Linked DNA regions of Homo sapiens: region 1 is linked to region 2. A link is an interaction called in ENCODE POLR2A ChIA-PET data of the cell type or tissue named here. Cell type or tissue: GM12878. All regions are shown on one strand. Each heading gives the region's core, and the rest is flanking DNA. Links, peaks and the distances in the headings are about the cores only. Region 1 overlaps RELB (RELB proto-oncogene, NF-kB subunit). Region 2 has its middle 7.7 kb from the start of LYPD5.

The links. ChIA-PET counts read pairs that join two places held together with the same protein. Peaks named below come from ENCODE experiments on the same cell type or tissue, not always from the same donor. Only the 100,000 strongest peaks of a DNase experiment are listed, where the experiment ranks them.
Region 1: POLR2A ChIA-PET joins it to region 2 with 9 read pairs; 1 of 35 experiments calls an interaction of 5 or more read pairs at or near these places.

Annotation. Positions count from the first base shown.
Region 1 is chr19:45,015,844-45,018,759 of GRCh38, reverse strand. All of the region lies in intron 4 of RELB (RELB proto-oncogene, NF-kB subunit), which reads right to left. Among named protein-coding and RNA genes, the nearest start is that of RELB, 16 kb to the right of the region's middle. RefSeq lists a silencer at 1,536-1,745. In GM12878, for the core only: a CTCF peak has its summit at 1,659 (motif pointing left); DNase peaks (open chromatin) are centred at 1,639 and 2,239; H3K4me3 peaks cover 1,071 bases; H3K27ac peaks cover 1,794 bases.
Region 2 is chr19:43,808,735-43,811,650 of GRCh38, reverse strand. It overlaps a transcript of LYPD5 not described here. Among named protein-coding and RNA genes, the nearest start is that of LYPD5, 7.7 kb to the right of the region's middle. In GM12878, for the core only: a CTCF peak has its summit at 1,665 (motif pointing right); a DNase peak (open chromatin) is centred at 1,710.

The DNA of each region.
Region 1 (2,916 bases), core at 107-2,606, 1.2 Mb before region 2:
AGTTGCAGTGAGCCGAGATCGCGCCATTGCACTACAGCCTGGGCAACAAGAGCGAAACTCTGTCTCAAAAAAAATTAAAAAAAAATAAATAAATAACAGGCACTCACCTTTCAAAGATACTCAGTGTATTATTTTTTAACTTTTCTGTAGGTTTAAATTCTTATTTATTTATTTTTTTGAGATGGAGTCTTGCTCTGTTGCCCAGGCTGGAGTGCAATGGCATGATCTCAGCTCACTGCAACCCCTGCCTCCCAGGTTCAAGCCATTCTCGTCTCTACCTTCTAAGTAGCTAAGATTACAGGTGCCTGCCACCATGCCTGGCTAATTTTTGTATTTTTATTTTATTTTACTTTTTTGAGATGGAGTCTCGCTCTGTTGGCCAGGCTGGGGTGCAGTGGCACGATCTCAGCTCACTGCACGCTCCACCTCCTGGGTTCACGCCATTCTCCTGCCTCAGCCTCTCGAGTAGCTGGGACTATAGGCGCCCGCCACCACACCTGGCTAATTTTTTGTATTTTTAGTAGAGACGGGGTTTCACCATGTTAGCCAGGATGGTCTCCACCTCCTGACCTTGTGATCTGCCTGCCTTAGTCTCCCAAAGTGCTGGGATTACAGGCCTGAGCCACCACGCTCGGCCAAGAATTTTTGTATTTTTAGTATAGATGGGGTTTCTCCATGTTGGCCAGGCTGGTCTCGAACTCCTGACCTCAGGTGATCCACCTGCCTCGGCCTCCCAAAATGCTGGGATTACAGGCGTGAGCCACCGCGCCTGGTCTCTAGGTTTAAATTCTTTTATCATCCAAACTAATCAAAAGGGCTGGGCACGGTGGTTCGTGCCTGCAATCCCAGCACTTTGGGAGGCTGAGGCGGGTGGATCACCTGAGGCCAGGAGTTCGAGACCAGCCTGGGCAACATGGCAAAACCCCCTCTCTACTAAAAATACAAAATTAGCCAGGCATGATGGTACAGGCCTGTAATCCTACCAACTCAGGAGGCTGAGGCAAGAGGACTGCTTGAACCTGAGAGGCAGAGATCGCACCATTGCACTCCAGCCTGGGCAACAAGAGCAAAACTCTGTCTCAAAAAAAAAAAAAAAGGAATAATAACAAATTCATCAAAATGTATACATTAAGTATGTGCAATTTTTCTTACATCAATTATACCTCAATAAAACTTAAAAAGAAAAACTAGACAGGAAAAAACTAAAACTTTTTTTTCCAAGTAAAAGATTAGGAAAAACTTGGAGCCCACAATTAAAATTATAAGACATCACATTATTTCGGATTTCCAGAATTGTTTTTTTTTTTTTTAGACAGATTCTCTCTGTTGCCCAGGCTGGAGTGCAGTGGTGCGATCCCAGCCTCCAGGGCCTCGAACTCCTAACCTCAGGTGGTCCGCCCACCTCGGCCTCCCCAGATTTTTCTTTTTTAAAAAAGGAAGATATAGCAAGTGAAGCCAGAATTTTTGCTCAGCAGCCACAGGCAGCAGCAAATAAAAACCAGCCCCGTTAGGCAGGGCCAGTCCCACTTGGCAGCTTTGAGTCACTGGCTCAGCCCTGCTGGCATTAAATACCTTCTGAAGCCTGCTCTGAACTTCTAAAGCCCAAGCCTATAAAATACCATTAACCATTGGTCTCAGTGGGGGAGTGCTGCCCCCTAGGGGAAAAATGGGATTTGGGGGGTGGCTGGTTGACACTGATGTGGACCCTACCGCAAGTAGACAGGACCAGTTATGCTGGACAGTTTATAATACCAGGGACAGTCCCGCACAGCCATCCCACAGCCAGCAAGCCTTCTGAACATCCTGCCAAAGATTCGAGTCAATAAGAAACCTGTTTAAAATGACCAGATCCCAGAAACTTGCTCTATTGTTGCTGAGTGGATTTGTTTGTTTGTTTGTTTGTTTGTTTTTAAGACAGGATCTCGCACAGGCTGGAGTGCAATGGCACGATCTCAGCTCACTGCAACCTCCGCCTCCCAGACTCAAGCAATACTTCCACTTTAGTCTCCCAAACATCTGGGCTTACAGGCATGCATCACACCTGGCCCTTGCTCTGTTTGACACCAATAATATTCTTTCCCATAATTGTTTTTCCTTTTTCTTTTTTGAGACGAGGTCTAACTCTGTCACCCAGGCTGGAGTTTCCCATAACTGTAATACCCACTGAATTTTCAAAGATTGCAACCAGCACACTAATTGTTTAGACCAAGAGTTGTTCGCCACTTTGGAAAATCCCCTCACCAACCGCAACCCTGCACGTGTGACATATAAGTCACTAAGTCTGCGCAGCTGGGTCAGGCTGCATTTGTGGCCACGGCATTAACAAGGAGCCTATATATAGTCACAAACAACTGCCACCTTCCTCATATATCCTGTGGGGCGTTTACATATTGAAATAAATGTGATTATATATGCTGTATTAATTTCCTTTTCTTTCTCTTTTATACTACAGTTTGGTGTAAAATATGGAGTTTTGGCCAGGCACGGTGGCTCACGCCTGTAATCCCAGCACTGTGGGAGGCTGAGGCAGGCAGATCACTTGAGGTCAGGAGTTCGAGACCAGCCTGGCCAACATGGTGAAACCCCGTCTCTACTAAAAACACAAAAATTAGCCGGGCCTGCTGGCAGGTGCCTGTAATCTCAGCTACCCGGGAGGCTGAGGCAGGAGAATCACTTGAACTCAGGAGGCGGAGGTTGCATGCCACTGCACTCCAGCCTGGGTGACAGAGCGAGACTGCATCTCAAAAAAAAAATAATAATAAAATAAAATAAAATATGGACTTTGGGAGTGACTGTGAATAGAGGTAGGTAATATTGTCTACAAATCTCACTGGGTCAGATAGGGTTAAAACCATTCATTTAACCAGCTCCCCGCTGTAATAGTAGGAGATTCTGAAAAGCTTAGAGTCAACAGTC
Region 2 (2,916 bases), core at 303-2,802:
GCAGTGGCGTGATCTCTGCTCACTGCAACCTCCGCCTTCCAGGTCCAAGCCATTCTCCTGCCTTTGCCTCCCAGGTAGCTGGGATTATAGGTGCCCACCACCACATCAGGCTAATTTTTGTATTTTTAGTAGAGACAGAGTTTCGCCCTGTTGGCCAGTCTGGTCTTGAACTCCTGACCTCAGGTGATCTGCCCGCCTTGGCCTCCCAAAGTGCTGGGATTACAGGCGTGAGCCACCGTGCCCAGCTGATGAGCTAATTTTTCAACACTTTCATACCTTTAAATTTGTTTGCAATAAAATTTAGAAAAATCACCTTTATTTTCATGATGTCACGTTTCTCAACTATTCCATGTTATCCATTTTTTTTTCCCTCAATCTCCTGGGCTCAAGCTGTCATAGTCATCCTGCCTCAACCTCCCAAATGCTGGGATTACAGGCATAAGCCATGGCACCCAGCCCCATGTCATCCTATATTTCAAAGTTAATCTGTGAAACCTTGCTTATATCAAGTTAACTCAAAATATTCACCTCTCACCTTTTATTTAGAGCCTTCTCCAGGCTCTAAATAAAATATAAATACAAAGGATATTTAATAATTCTTTATGAACATATTTTAAAGCTGTATTAGAAACTACACAAATGCTGCCAAAGAAAGGTGTTTGATCACGCTGTGGGTGGTCTGGTATATATTTACTATTATTTAAAAAATATTTTTCTGTTAGGCTGGGCGCAGTGGCTCACGCCTGTAATCCCAGTCCTTTGGGAGGCCGAGGCAGGTGAATCACCTAAGGTCAGGAGTTCAAGACCAGCCTGGCCAACGTGGTGAAACCGCATCTCTACTAAAAGTACAAAGAATTAGCCAGGCGTGGTGGCAGGCCCCTGTAATCCCAGCTTACTTGGGAAGCTGAGGCAGGAGAATCACTTGAACCCAGGAGGCAGAGGTTGCAGTGAGCCAAGATCGCTGCATTCCAGCCTGGGCAACAGAGCGAGACTCTGTCCAAAAAAAAGAAAGAAAGAAAGAAAAACGGAAAGAAAGGAAGGGAAGGGAAAGAAAGGGGAGAGGAGGGGAAGGGAGGGGAGGGGAGGGGAGGGGAAGGGAGGGGAGGGGAGGGGAGGGAACGGAAGGGAAGGGTAGAAACTAGCAAAATTAGCCAGGCACAGTGGCATGCAACTGTGGTCCCAGCTACTCAAGAGGCTGAGGAGGGAGGATCACTTGAGCCCAGCAAGTTGAAGCTGCAGTGACCCATGATGATGCCAGCGCACTCCAGCCTGGGTAACAGAGAAAGACCCTGTCTAAAAAAAACACACGACTATATAACATCAGTAGCAAGACAAGCATGTTTACTCTCATTAATTCTATTCAATCATGTACTGGGAGTTCTAGCCTATACAATAAGGCAAGAAAAAGAAAAAAAAGGCATAAAGATTGGAGAGGAAAAAGTAAAATGGATTTTGTTTTGCAGATGCCATGATTCTACTGTCACCATGTGCAGTTGTTCATGTTGGGCACTGCACAAGAACACTACACCTAAGGAGGTGCTATTCATATCACAGACATCTTTACTATTTTGAAAACAACTTTTTGAAAATTATTATGTATTGTGCATGCTATTGACGGTTGCAAAAGTGATTTACAATTTATTGCAACTATGTTCCAGCAGATGGCAGTAAAGTGTCTTGTTCCAAGAGGGTTGGTAGCTACCATTCTACTTCCATATACTAAGGAGACATTGGTTTTGAAATGGAAAGACGTGTTGATTTTATGTCATTTAAAATAGTCTGTGCTTCTAAACAATGAGCTGCTCTTCCACCTGATATGCAGAACATTTTGTTAAAGTCCCTAATGGTGCCAGCACATTGTCTGTATTCAGTATTTCATATTGCAGTTCATATTTTCATCTAATTATTTACTCTACCAGACTGGAATTGTTGAATTCTATGTTTAAATCTACAAGTCCTGGCCAGGCACAGTGGCTCACGCCTGTAATCCCAGCACTTTGGGAGGCCAAGGCGGGTGGATCACCTGAGGTCAGGAGTTGAAAACCAGAGTGACCAACATGGTGAAACCCTGTCTCTACTAAAAATACCAAAAATTAGCCCAGTGAATGAGCCGGGCGTGGTGGCAGTCGCCTGTAATCCCAGTTACAGAGGCTGAGGCAGGAGAATCGCTTGAACCCGGGAGGCGAAGGTTGCAGTGAGCCAAGATTTCGCCATTGCACTCCAGCCTGGGTGACAAGAACGAAGCTCTGTCTTAAATAAATAAATAAATCTACAAGTCCTTTCACTTGGCACAAATCACTGTATAATAATATCCGGTCAGGTGCAGTGGCTCACACATGTAATCCCAGCACTTTGGGAGGCTGAGGTGGGCAGATCACGAGGTCAGGAGTTCGAGACCAGCCTGCCAACGTGGTGAAACCAAGTCTCTACTAAAAATGCAAAAATTAGCCGGGTGTAGTGGCGGGCGCCTGTAATCCCAGCTACTCGGGAGGCTGAGGCAGGAGAATCACTTGAACCCGGGAGGTGGAGGTTGCAGTGAGCCGAGACCACGCCGTTGCACTCCAGCCTGGGTGACAGGGCAAGACTCTTGTCTCAAAACAACAACAACAATAACACAACAAACTAATATCCGGTTACCATTAATCATCCACAAAGAATGTGTGTGGGTTGAAATTAAAGAGTATTATGCAAGTCTGTTAATTATACTATTATAGTAGTTGCTTATTATTGCTTTAGAAATTTCATCAGTATAAAAATAAACTTATGAAAATTTAATGATTTGTTGCCTACATAGTATTGTAAGATGCTAAAATTCTAAGATAAAATATTAACCTTATTCGATGTCTATCAAGGACAAAAAATAATCAGGACCAGAAAATGGAAAGCTATTATGAAACAAAGTGGATCATTGAATGA